Regions from separate parts of the Mus musculus genome. Here region 1 is linked to region 2. Evidence: chromatin loops called from intact Hi-C (ENCODE). Cell type or tissue: left cerebral cortex. All regions are shown on one strand. Links, peaks and the distances in the headings refer to the core of each region. The heading gives the core; the rest is flanking DNA.

Region 1 (8,552 bases), core at 1,727-6,726, 110 kb after region 2:
ATACTCCAGGTCCCCAAGTGCAGCAGTGTCCTGAGGGTCTCAGAGTAGTATTTCATTGTACCAGCCCACAGGATAGCTAGATAGCCTCACGACTTACCCGGGGAAGGACCACGAGGCCAGGAGTCACACTCTAAAAGCCAGGAATCGTGCTCTCAAGGACTTCGGGTCCTCTTTACTGAGACACGGGCAGCCCCTTGGGCCCATCCTTTGTGAAAGTAGCCAGACCAGTGACTCCTGTATCCTTGAGCATCTCCTAGCCCTCCATGAGAGTGATCCCAGGAAAGAGGTGAAAGAGGTGACCCTACAGTCAGTGTCAGTGACAGAATGACCCTGAGTACCACCAGCCACCATTATGAAGGGTGAGACTGGGGCAGACGCCGAGCCAAGGGCTCTCCCCTGAGTTTATGACTGGGGTCATCATTACACACACAGGAAAATTTGACCCACGGCTATCAATCGATCGTGGGCCATGATCATAGCATGTAACTCTTCCCCAGGGCTTCTCTCTCAGTCCCACCCATCTCTTCCCACTCAGAACCACGATTGGAGAATCCTATCAAAGGACACAACCAGAGAGAACCAGTGATACTGAAGTCAGAGGCCACGGAAGCGCCTCCGTGGCTCTGCGTAGACACTCAGGAAGCCACCCACCCCCTATGCTGAATGATGTGTGGGCACACTGTCTCCTCCTCAAGGAGCAAGAGCTGGCGGAGCCTTGACTTTGTGTGAGAATCTAAGCATGATGTTTGGTAAGTAGTTCCTGGAGCTGCCGACCCACTTGAGGGGCTTCCCCGCAGGCAGAACAACAGCGACCCTGGGGGGGGTGGGAACAGTGAAAAGGACGGTCCCCATAAGCTCTGTAACTGGTGAGCTGTCTTGGGCCATTAGTGAGGTTGGGTTAAGTGGGTGACATTCAGATGTCATAGGTACCAGGGGCAAGGCCAGGGATATGGAGACTCAGGCCAAGGGGAGGTGTGAGTGGGGTGTGTGAAGTCCAGGCAGGCCAGACTCAGAGCTCTTTGGATGTACCCAGTATAGCATTTCTTCTAGGCTCCGCTCCACAGTTACTTGGCAACAGCTTGGTGTGCCTGACTCACTATAAAAGGGGATGCTTGTCCCCTCTTCTCTCTCCTACTCTCTTCCCCTCTGTCCCTTCTCTCCCCATTCCCCTTGCCACTTTCTCACCACATGCTCATGGCCAGCCTTTACTCCTCTTCTCTCTCTCTCTCTCTCTCTCTCTCTCTCTCTCTCTCTCTCTCTGTCTGTCTCTCTCTCTGTCTCTCTCCCCCACTTGGCCTTTCTCTGTCTCTACCACCCCCTCAACTTCCCTCCCCATGTCCTTAATAAACTCTATTCTATACTATACCACCGTGTGGCTGGTCCCTCAGTGGAAAGGGATGCCTCCGCATGGGCCTGCAGAGGGACGCTTTTCCCCCCACACCATACCACGCCTTTACCAAACATATCCCTGGCTTCCTTGGCTTCCTTTATTTTTTGTAAAACACAACATCCAGGGCATAGAGTAAACTAGGTATCCTATTTACCACGAGAGTGACAACCCAGAGTTCCACCAGGCAGAGAGTTCCTGTATGGTCAAATCCTGCAAGTTGAGGTTCTGGATTTAGAAGGGAGCCAGGTCTAGGGTCTGACAGAGCAGCTTAGCATAAAGGTAGAGGGACAAAGGACAGCTCCATCTGCTCTGATCATTGACTTTAACAGAAGAGTCACAGACTGACCACAGGAACCTGCCCCAGGATAAGGCTGATATGTGCGCCTTGCTCACCTATGCCAATAGTTGGCCCGTGGTCCCTAGGAAGTAACTAGCCCCAGTCTGTGGCCTACTGTAAACATGGCTAGTAGTGGTCTCTTCTGCTTTCTGTTCACCATATTTCCAGACCAGGTGGGACAACTCTCCTTTGAATGAAGTAGCTATGCTTCCCTGAGGACCTTTGAGGGCTGCAGGGGAGCATGACACATAGAAGGCACAGCAGGCCTTCTGCTCCACGTTGGCAAGGTCAGCCTCCATTTACAGAGCCTGTATATGTATCTCAGAGGAGCTAGTGGATGGATGTCAGGAGTCAGGCTGGTCAGAGGAATATGGGTGGGCCACAGGCGCTTATTAGTATGGGACAATGGAAGCTACGTACAGCCCATCCTCCCTGGACTCGCAGGATAGAGTGGGATGCTTCTTGGGGCGTCTGTCCCCAGCTTGTCCCGTGCAGAATGGCTTCTCCAGCCGTTCAGAACCAAGACCATGATGATATGCTTAGGTGCTGACCCTGGGCCCTGGGAGGGGGAGGTGTGGGGTCAGAGTAGTCCCCAGGGTAGGGTGAAAGATGAATTCACAAGAGACCTGTCACCCTGACCCTGCTCAGGACAAGAGATAGATTCAGTTTAGAGCCCGTGGGGGGTACTCCTAGTAGGTGCCTGCTCACAGTCAACATTGGGGGAGAGAGCTGCAGGGAGAGGGGGTGCTCCCAGTGGTGGGGAAGCTGCAGGAGGTTTTCATGTCAAGAGGCAGACCAACTGCATGAATATTTCATTAGGGAGCAAACGTGAGGCCCAGGAACATCTGGTGGAGTCTCCAGGGAGCTGGGCCAGCGCAGAAAGCAGGCACTGTGAAATTTGGGAGGCAGAGTGGGAGGAAGGAGCTGGGAGGCAGGTGGATGCCAACTCTCTGCCTGCCTCCCTGATCCTCCAGCACTGTGGAGCCCAGGACAAAAGGGAAGGTGGCTTCACAGCTCTTCGGCACCCAGAGGGCCCCCCAGCCCGGCTGTCTTTTTATCTCTAGTAGCATCAACAACAGACTTGTTCTGCATGGGGAACTCAACCCCCTATATCTACCCTCCAGGTCAGGCCACAGCAACTCTGGGTGAGAGGATCCCCAGGAACTTCCATACTGGAGACAAGCCAATACTCTCCATAGGCAGAGATGGCAAGGCAGACAGGCATGCTACCTATACCAGCCTGGAGCTAGGGGAAGGCCCAGTCGGTATCCAGGGTCTCTCTTCTAAAAAGCATGCTTGTGTTGTGGACTAAGGCTGTAGGGTAAGGGCCATGGGGCCTCAGTGGACAGCTAGAACCACCTGAAGATCCCTGGGTACTCAGACCAGGGATTCTAAACCAGGCCAGCATGTTCCCTTGCCAGCGGATATAAGACCAATGACAACTTGCCTAGCTGAGTGAACCCGGACTCAGTGAATAAAGTCTACACAGCCAGTTCTAGCTCCTTATGACTCCCGCCCATTCTACTATATCCACCTGGCCCCCAGAGGTGCTACCCAGAGCACTATCAACCAAACAGGTCCTTATCATCAACTGGGCCCAGAGCTAGATCAGACTGGGTTAGCACCAGTGCCCCAAAGTTTACTTCTGAGAATTCCAGGCTCAGCATGGGTCATGGTAAGCCTGCAGTTTGGAGTCAGGAAGCCTGACTGGGCGTCCCTTTGAGTCCTTCCAGTGAGAACACAGGTTTGTCACTTTGCTTCCAGCTGACAATGAACCCTCTGGCCGTGTGTGCGCCGTGACCATGGCAGGTCTGTGCCTTCTTGCCTTAACTTTTCCAAATGCCCTGTGGGCACTCATCTATTCATCCTTAGCCCTGTGCAGAGCCACACGGGACTAGCCCATCCCAGGATTTTTAAAGGAAGCTTGCTCCTCACAAGGCTTTAGCCAGAGTCTGTCTAAAGGCTGTAGGCCACTGTGGTGGTGCCTCCCAGTGCTGTAAGAAGAGGTCTCTGGTTGGTTAAGCAGTATGCATGCCTGGTAGCCCTTTCCAACTGGGCTGCCCATGGGATATCTACAGCTTAGCCTTTGCTGGGCTCTGAACCCTCCCTGGAAATTCTCTCTCTCCCTCCTTCCCAACTGCCTGTTCCGGTCCCTGTGCCTCTCAGTTTCTGGACCATGCTCCTTGATGTCTTTACCTCCAGGCCCCTCCCCATTGCTTCTGGGGAGGCTCCTCTGCTCTGCTTGGCTCTCCCAACCACACTCTCCACAGTCAGAAAGCCTCGCCCAACCTGACCATGGAGGAAGCTGGGCACCATGGAGCTAGCACCAAAGCTAATGTTTTTGCTTACCCAAGTGACCAGACCTCGAGAGAGACACCTTTCTGGGATTAAAGTGACTTCCTAGAGCATTACACTGGAACAGAGTGGCCCCAGTGACAATATAACCGTACTGATCCTCTTGCTATCCCACCAGCCTGAGGCATTGATCCCGGAGCCCCTTGCCAGCCTTTGCTAGAGATGGAGAAGAAAGGAAAGGAATGATGGGAGGGAAAAGGAAGAAATTGGATTTCTATGTTTGCCTGGGACCTCGCTTAAGGAAGGGTACCTGGGCACAAGGACAGTGCCCATAGCTTTGCCTGCCCTACACTGGCCACCTGGGACCACCCATGCCATACCAGATGGAATGTCCCCATCCCTCAGCCCCACCCTCTTTGACTAGCCTATGACCACTAGGAAGGGAGTGAGCTTTGTCCTTGGAGCTGTTAGGAAATACCCAGCCACACGCTCCTCCCCTCCAGAGCCCACCCCACCCGTGCCCTCAGCAGCTGGCTCCTTGGCACTGGCACCCGGATCCCTTTGACAGCATTTGGCTCCAGTCCCATTGATCTGCACACAGGCACCGAGGTGCCAAGCCTGGCTGTGGGTAAGGATGGGGGGCTCTGAGAAAACTGAGAGAGTGCGGTGCTGGATGCTCCAGGACCTTCCAGCCCAGCCCCAGCCCACCCTAACCCACCTTCAAAAAGGAAACAGATCTGTCCCTTCATGGTCAGGGGACCTGGTGTGATCAGTGCAGAGAGGGCCATCCCTGGGAGGACGGACATCAGCGGAGATGATGCAGCCACGGGACCACCATGGGACGCGGCTGCTGTATTCACAATTCCAGATGGTCCACTCAGGCCAACCCACCCCACATCTTTAGAATACCAGCGAAGCACACATAAGCAAGCAGCGGGCACCAAGACATATTAAGGGGCCCAGAGGTTACCCAGAGATGCTCTGGACACTAGGCAGACAGACTCCCTCAGAACTGGCCCTCGGAAAGCTTTCTTGACACAGTACCCGCACCCATATCTGACGTGGCCCCCACAGGTACCCCAAACACAGATACCAGCTGCCTATACTTTAGCGAGCCCCACCCCATCCTTACCTGTTCCGTGCTGGCCTTGGCTACATCCGCCCGCTCCCAGGCTGCCCTCTGTGCCGCATCGCTGCCAACTGTCTTCTGCCTCCTAACATGGGTTGCCAGAGATCTGCCGTGGGTTTTGTTCGTGGGGTCTGGCCTCGTGCAGCCGCTGGCGCTCGAGATGGCAAGCGTCCATCTTTCTCCACACCCGTCCCTCACCTCTGCAGCCTTCTTGTGCCTCCCGTGTCCCCACAGTGCCCGCTCTGAGGGACTTGGCACCGACAGAACCCGGCCCGCCTCTGCAGCTGAGGAAAGCCATGCTTCTTTTTTTTTTCTGTATTTTAAACACACACCACACACACACACTCACACACACACACATGCCAAGCCCCCCCACCCCCACAACTCGCTTCCCTTCTGTCAGGAACAGACCCAGCCAAGAAAGCCCCTCGCAGGCGGGGGCAGAGCGGAGGGGCTTCGCATAACTGGTGTAAACCCAGCCCCATGGTTCCGTCCCTTCCTGGCCCCAACGCGCTGCCTCTTACGTAAAACCACCAGGAAGGAATCAAAAGAAAACGCAAATCCGTGTCACATTTTGGAGCCTCCTGATTGGGTACACCTTGTAACTGGCTTGGTCTTTCCAAGCATGCTCTGGTGTCAGCTGTCCCGAACCTTGCCTAGCCGGTCATCTTCTTCATCATTGTTTCATAGCGCCGGACACCCCAAATGGACCGTGCTGCGATGACCGCATCCAGCCCCTGGTGCCCATTCCTAGAAGGATATTGATTTTTGAAACCAATTCTGGAGCCCACGCTAAGGAGTCGGACGTGGCCTGCTTGCTGGCCAAGTGTCCTGTTGCCTCAGCACAGAGATTAATGGGTATTTTGGTTGCACCTTCAAGTCCTGATCTAAGTAAGTCTGGAGAGGCCAGAAGAGGTCCCCAAAGGACATGAGAGCCAAGACCAGCCCAAGGTTGAGAGCAGAAGATAGGAAAAGAGGAAGGTGGTTAGACTCCAGCTGGCTACCTCAGGGCAGCGAGGCCTTCTCTTGGGGCCATTTGCCTTCTCTGTGGTATTTCTTCTCTGGTTTGAGCCTGGAATTGGGACCAGTCCTAAGAGATGCTCCCTTTGAGAGGGGATAGAGGAAAGGAAAGACCTGGACTCTGTCCCTCCTGAACGAGTACCCACCCACGACTCCCCCACTCTCACCTTTACCCACACTCACCAGCTCTCCTGTGAGGTGAGAACAAAGGCAGGAAGGATGCACACAGGACCAGGCCATGTCAGCTGTGTGAGGCCAGCCTACAAACAGCCCTTCCCCTTGGTCTACTCCACTGTCTTCTCCAAGCCTTAGCCATCTTGGGGATGCATGTCTGTTTGACCAGGCTGTGTCTTTCACTTTAGACCAGGCTGTACCTGTTTTTTCTGGCCTTTTGCATTTTCGGGCATTATGTCGTTAGGGTTTGGGGGGACAATTCCCCCTTTCCAGCCATGTACTTTATTCTGGAGTAATTGACCTAACCTTCGCTTCAAACACCCTTGAAACACCCCAAAAATAAAGATCAGGAGCCATCCCCTCCTGGTTCACACCCACACCCCAAGTCTAAGTCCAGCAAAGGTGCTCTAATTCAAATAGGTACCAATGTCCAATATTCCCATGTGTGCCTGCAAGTTCCCCAAGCCCCTCAGCTTCCTGGAGTTCTCCCTGTCCTGTGACAGTGGTGTAGTCAGGATCTCCCCTCCATAGCTGGGCAGCCTAGAGAGTATGCAGTCTGTCCACCAGCAAGAATGCTGTGTACATTCAGAGCTAAATGGGAAAGGCATCCCCATGACCTCCTACCTTGCTTTATGGTATTGGCAGTTCCTGTTCCTTTGAATAGCACAGAAACTAAGCAGCCGCTGGAGTTGAACCTGTAAACCAAAGAGCCACTGTAACTGAACGTACCTGTCCTGGGCAGGGTTGGGGGCCCCGCTGTTGAAGCGGAACACCAGATATTTAAGGAGACCTAGACTGAGTTTGCTGAGGTGGTGGCATATGTCACCTCAAGAGAGCCTATGTATGAGGGGCTAAGACACAGAGTGGGGTTCACCCTGCTTCAACCATCTCCTGGAGGCTGGATCAAAGGTGTCAGCCCTGAACCTGGGCCTCAGGAGATAGAGGGAAGGCTGGCTTACTGTCTAAGGAAAAAGGGTCCAGACCTCAAGGTATCACCTACGGGGGGCCAACTCTCTACCTTTGGAGGTCTCCCTGTTCAAGACTCCTGGACTGACCTGGTCATTACTCCTCTGGTACCTCAATAGCCTGCAAAGTCTGGGGCATCTAGAGTTTGCAAGCAGCAACTTCTGAAGGTGCTTCCAGCCTGACAAGGGAGTTCTTAAGGCCAGGAGAATAAAGGAAATGACCCAACTGTGTCCTGGATCATTAAAATACGACTGTTGTATCTAAGCCTGGACCAACATGACTCCCAGAAAAGTGATTAAGGTAATGACATTGGTGAAGGACAGTGGAGGAGAGAGGGCCCACCCCTGATGGTAGCTGGTCTAGTTTCTATTCTATTCTATTCTATTCTATTCTATTCTATTCTATTCTATTCTATTCTACTCTACTCTACTCTGTTACTGCTGCAGACACTATGACCAAAAATAACCAAGGAGAAGAAAGGGTTTATTTTATCTTACAACTCCCAGGTAATGGTCTATCTCTGAGAGAAGTCAGGATAGGAAACACAGGGAAACGCTGCTTTTTAGCTCACTTCCTGGCTAGTTCCTGGGCTCATACTTGACTAGTTTGTTTTTTGTTCAGGCCAGGACAAAAAACCTGCCCAGTCCCCCCTGCCCAGAGAATGGCTCTGCCTGTAATGGGGTGGGCCTTCCTACCTCAGTTCCTCACAGAAGTGTCCAAGGGTCAGCTTGATCAAAGCAATTCCTCAACTGAGGTTTCAACTTTCAGATAACTCTAGAGGATGTCAAGTTAACAATTAAAGCTAACCAGGATAGTGGGGGACTGTAGAACCACCTGGGATGTCCAAGTGGCCTCAGGTCTGCCCTGGGTCTGCCCTGGGTCCACAGCTTATGGCCGTTCACTTATTCATGTGCTTATTTGTTACCTCCAAGGTGGGTCTGTGGACTCACTTCCTGAAGGTAGCTTTCTAAAGTGTGCCACTGGAGGGCTAGCCCCGACATCATGTGACTGACTCATGTGATATGCGTGCGCAAGCCATGTACGACCCACAGGTGTGGCCTCCATGCTCCTTTATGAAAATAGCTGTCCCGCTACCTGTGTTGATTTGTCATCTGTTTGCCACAAACCTACCCAGTAGGCAAACCGGGTAGGTGTGAGATCAGCCATGTTACCGCCTAGTTCTAGTGAGTCCAGTTCTTCTCAAGCCAGCATCTTCTCTCTCTCACTCATCTTCTTACTGG
Region 2 (5,000 bases), core at 1-5,000:
AGGTCACTCAGGGTTTACAGACAGCACGGAGAAAAGTGAACTCTGGTGGACAGTCCCCTCCCTGAGCTGCTGTCCTCCAGGGATCCCAGAGGCCCCTGGGGTCCATAGCTAAATGAGCTGCATATGCTTGTAGAACCCAGTGTGGCCCACACGCCAGCCTGTCCCTGCAGCACACAGCGGGGTTAGCAGCGCTCGATCAGCCCGCTACAGACAACAGACCGGGCCAGCTGTCTGGCAGAGCTGCAGTAGGGGCAGATGGGCGGGCAGGAAGAGGCCACCATGGGTCACCTCCCGTCCTGTGGGTTTGTGAGAGGCTGGCACCTGTCAGGTGTTCTCCTTTTGCCGTTCTCGTTGACTTCCAGCAGGAGCTCAGACGAGTCGACAGGGGAGGTGGCGCTGGCGTCCAGCAGCAGCTGTTCGTGCTGGGCCAGGTACTGGGCAGGTGTCTGTTTGGCCAGGCGGGCACAGTGCAGGAGCTCACGCTGCAGCAGTGGAAGATTAGCCTGCGGGCAGGCAGGACAGGGGTTTTAGGCACGGCTGACTGACAGCTGGGGTGCAAACCCACGTAGCCTGTTCGTAGCAGACAGCCCAGAACTGCTTGCGTGTGACTCAGGGCTGCTCTGGGTCCCTTAGGTCCCTTTTGCCTTCCAACAGCACAGTGGGAAGTGACAGGCCTGAGATCTGCTGGACACACAGCGATGTAGGGACTTCACCTCCTAGAGTGCTGTCTGCAGCCAATACTCCCTACCTGTACCCCGTTTATGCAGGTTCCATAGCATTGTTGTCATGGAGAAAGAAAGCAAGGTTAAGAGGGGGCAGGCAACCTAATATACACGTGTGCATAAGAGGGGGAGGGAGGGGGAGGGAGAGGAGTGGGATAGGGATGTCAATAAGGTGCTGTGCTGCTACAGGGTCTTTGCTCTAGCCCCCTCTTCCCCCGCCATGCACTGGCCAGAAGCCCCACAGACCCAGCTCCTCTCCCCACTATCTCTCACTTTCCAGTCTCAGCCCTAAACAAAGCTCACAGCTGGAACCTGGGACATCGGCACATAAGGAATATGACCTCCGTGAACCCGCGCCTCAGCCATGACATCACTTCTAGATTCTGCAATCTGCAGATGAAGCCACTGGAGCTCATGGACTCCATGTCTGTGAGCTTCTCCCCAGTGCTGGGCAAAGGTCTCCAGGCATGCACTGCTGGTGGTCAGCCTTTTCAGAACTGCTGCGGGTAGAGTAGCAGGCTGGCCTTCAGCATGCTGGACAGGGGCCCAGTGGCAGGCTCTTGGGAGAGCCAGCAGTTCTAAGTATTTGTAAATAAACACAATCTAAAACTTTCCCATGCGTTTCAAAGCTGCCAGGGCAGCCTTCTCCAGCCTCCGCCTCCTCAGCCTCCGTTGGCGCATCCACCCGGCCCATCAGGCAGCCGGTACTTTTTTTTGTTGAGCGGTATGGTTGCCAGGCCTGTTTTTCTGTTTGGATAGCTGAACAGGGGCCAGCCCACCATCTGCCGACCACGTCAGAAGCATGGGCTGGGATGAGGTCCTGGGAGGTCTCAGTGGTCCAGAGTCTCCTCCCTCACCAGTCCCCCACCCTCTCCTTGGCCAGCATGGTGGGGTGGGGGTTGGGCATGAGCACCATCTGGTTGCTGTTCGGGTGGGGGAACATCTGGGGTCCTGGCCAGCTGGGGCCAGCTGGGAGCTAGAGCCTCGGGTGGGGTGGCTTCTGTAAAGCTCCACTGTCCAGCTACATGGAGGTGGATGTGGGGCAGAGTGGAGGGGACCTAGGATCAGGTAGCCCTGCCATACAGTCCAGATACATGGCAGCCCTTGGCTGGGGATCCAGGACCACTTCTCTTCCAGAAAGAACAAGTCCCCACTCTTTTTCAGAAGTCCCAGGCATTATTCAGAGGACACACCCAAGCTGGTCACAGGGTGGTCTGGGCCCCAACTTCACTTGGCGTGGAGATTTTGATGCCCAGAAAAAAAAAAAATCTAAACCATCTTTGTCCTGGATGGGACTCTGGTAAAAGACACAGCATACATCTAGAACCACCAAGGTGACAGCAGAGTCCTGAGTTTTTGTGACACTTCCCTTTGCTTTACAGAGTCTCTCCACCACAAGCTGCTGAATGAGATTGGGTGCGCTTCACCCTGGCTGGGCTACCGAGGAGTCGTGTGGTCTTGGGATGATCATACAAGCCCTCTTGACCCATCAGCAGACCAGAGCTCTGGTGTGATAGACTCCAGTGAGCCCCATGTGAATTAACCTAGCGTTGCCTATCACCTGTGTGGCTGACAGCTTTATCTTGCTTAGGAAAGGACCCTAGAGGGCCCTGCCATTGGAGCCAGGCTCTGCGCAGCCACACCCTGCCCAGCCGTCTCCAGGGGCAGCCATGGGAAGCACTGTAGAGGCTAGGATGTCCATAACTATTCAGGAAGGTGCTGTGGTAACTCTCTGCCCTGCCAAGAGGGGACCCCACCCTGTGAGGGCAGGGGAGGCACCTGGAGCTGCCTGAGCCCTTCCTCTGGCTTGTCTGTCTGTTTCAAGACCTTTGAGGCTGGGCCCCGCTGTACCGGCAAAGTAACCATGCCTCTTTGACAGGACAGAGTGGGCTCTGGTTGGTTGGTGTCTTGGCAACAAGGTCAGAGGTACTGGCTGGGATCTTGTATTTTTAGGTTTGACCTTTGGCCCTTCCACCCCAGGAGCTCCATATCATGGAGGCAGACATACCACCCAGTGTTCCTAACAACGAGCCGCAGAGGTCCTGGGTGAGCTATGACACAGGCTGGTCCCCAAAAAGCCAATGTGGGCATAGAGAAATGAAACGGAGGAGGTCCCTTGAGGAGGCAGTGCCCAGCAAGGTGTCCCACCTAGTTAGGTGATCCTGCACTTGGTTAGGTAGGAAGGGGACTGTGGGTAAGGACCACAGGAAATGAAAGCTGAGATATTCCAGGCACAGACGGGGCGGCTAATGCTACGGAGCATCTGTTGCAAACATCGGCTCTGACAAAGTAAGCAGGCGTATGGCATCCCAAAGACAGGCGGCGGCAGAGTCGGCAGTGTGCGGAGGGTGAGGAGAACGGGGCCTCCAACGCACACCAAAATGACTGCCAGGTGGGCCTACGCGCTGGCACCCGCAGCTTCTCTGTTGTCACTAGCTCCAGTGTGAGCCTAGCAAGGTGTGGGTGGGAGGGAGGGAGGAGGAGAGTGGATATGGGTGTCATGTGGGGTCCCCCTGTCAGCTGCCAAGAGGGGGTGCGGCTGGTGGGGCATGTACTGTGAATGTTGTGGGGACTCTGAACTGTACAGACCCGAGCTTGAACCTGGCCTTGGATCTCTACCAGCTGGGACAGTGAAGGCTTCAGTTTTCCTGCCTATTAACTTGACAGCATCAGGGCTGTTTCTCCCTCTCATGGGTCAACAGGGCATCTGTGCAGAGAGCCTTATAATCCATTCTTGGTCTACATTGGGCAGTTTAAAAACTCACTGAGGTAGCTGCTCTGTGAGAATGGAGGACTCCAGCCTCAGGGGCTGAGTACAGAGGAGAGGAGCCAGCCCAGTGACTAGGTAGCTCCGTGGGGGCTCGCATCTCAGCACTCATCCTTTATACGGCCTGACCTTGAACTTTGACTGAAGCAGAGCACAGGTATGCAGGACCAAATGAGCCAGGGCTCTGGTGTAAGTGGAGGTGGGTGCCCTCAGGGGTGAGCGAGCTAGCATCTCCCTGAGAGGTCTGAGCGGAAAGTAATCACGTGGGCAAACACATTTGGAAGCACGCCACCCTCTCTCCTCTCAGAGTGGAGAGCTGCAGTGAGTCACAACCCCAACGTGAGGATCTGGCTCACAAGCTTCTCAGTAAGCCTGGTAGTGCACACTTGCAACCCCAATTGCTGGAGGCCGAGGCAGGAGGACAGAGTTCAAGGCCAGCCCTGGGGAACTTAGTGAGACCCAGCCTCAAGATTTAAAAAGGGCGAGAGCCACAGCTCAGCAGCAGGACACCTGCCTAGCGGGGACGAGACTATGTTCAGCCCTCAGTGCTTTCAAAAACCAAACCAAACCGAAAGAGCCCACAGAACCCAAACCAACCAAAACACCATGCAACCCTCATAAACAAACATGGCTCCTCATCCCGAGGGTGTGGGCTGGGCTGAGGAACCTGCCTTGCTCAGAGGCTCTGGTTGCTCTGCCAAAGGGACCTAGTACGGCATCACCGTCGTTTGTGAGGCCCCAGTCTGCATTTGGCACAGCATCTTCTGTCACCCTGCGGTCCAGGCACACACCTGCCTGTCCATCACCTGTTCTTCATCCTCTGCACACCCATTTCCCACACTGGATTCCAGCCATTACAAAGCAGCTTTGTATACACTTCTTTCCCAGGGCCTTTGTGTACACCATCCCTGTTGCCTGGAAGGTGCTGCTTTCGCTTACCTTCAGAAAAGGGATAACAAACGGCCTCAGTGGAAAGTTGGTGGCTTCCTGGAGCTTGGCATGAAACTCTTCGATCGTCAGAGTTGAGTTCTGCAGAGAGACCGACCGCCCCATCTAAAGGTTCCCATGCATTACTGACCCAGATGCCCCACCCACACCTTGGGGAGGAGGGGGAGGAGGAGGAGGAGGAGGGGGAGGAGGAGGAGGAGGAGGTTCCAGATCTGGCTTGAGGGCTGGGCAGAGCACGATGGGGTTGTGGCCATCGCAATGGAGCTTGCGGCAGAAGCTGTCATGGGGAACAGGGGCGCCTGATAGCCCATAGACTCACCACCAGGCCCAGCACCAGTGTGCGCACGCGCTCCCCGATCTCAGGTGAGATGTCACTGCCAAACTGCTGTAGGGTGGTGAGGAAACGCTTAAGCTTGCTGAGCTGCCGTGCCCCGCACGCCGGGGGCAGGTGCTGTGTGGAGAGCGAGGCCGTGGATGAGGTGGCTGGGCCGTTGCTGAAGCCATTGGGTGTAGATGGGGCACCGTGGATGGCCGTGGGTGAGTGGCTGCTGCCGTTCATCACT

Evidence for each region. Hi-C counts contacts between places; a loop is a spot of excess contacts. Peaks named below come from ENCODE experiments on the same cell type or tissue, not always from the same donor. Only the 100,000 strongest peaks of a DNase experiment are listed, where the experiment ranks them.
Region 1: it touches region 2 in a loop (6-fold over the local background); 2 of 42 quality-filtered maps call a loop at or near these places.

The regions. Positions count from the first base shown.
Region 1 is chr8:122,746,960-122,755,511 of GRCm38, forward strand. It overlaps C230057M02Rik (a long non-coding RNA gene), which reads right to left and starts at 5,691. Exons shown (of 4, transcript XR_001778694.1): 1 at 5,155-5,691. In left cerebral cortex, for the core only: no CTCF peak of the experiment used is centred there; DNase peaks (open chromatin) are centred at 2,622, 4,032, 4,569 and 5,649; H3K4me3 peaks cover 3,108 bases; H3K27ac peaks cover 3,580 bases.
Region 2 is chr8:122,638,536-122,643,535 of GRCm38, forward strand. It overlaps Cbfa2t3 (CBFA2/RUNX1 translocation partner 3), which reads right to left. Exons shown (of 12, transcript NM_001109873.1): 4 at 4,757-4,998; 5 at 4,429-4,518; 6 at 322-503. Among named protein-coding and RNA genes, the nearest start is that of Pabpn1l, 18 kb to the left of the region's middle. In left cerebral cortex, for the core only: a CTCF peak has its summit at 3,026; DNase peaks (open chromatin) are centred at 1,396, 3,058 and 3,761; H3K27ac peaks cover 1,044 bases.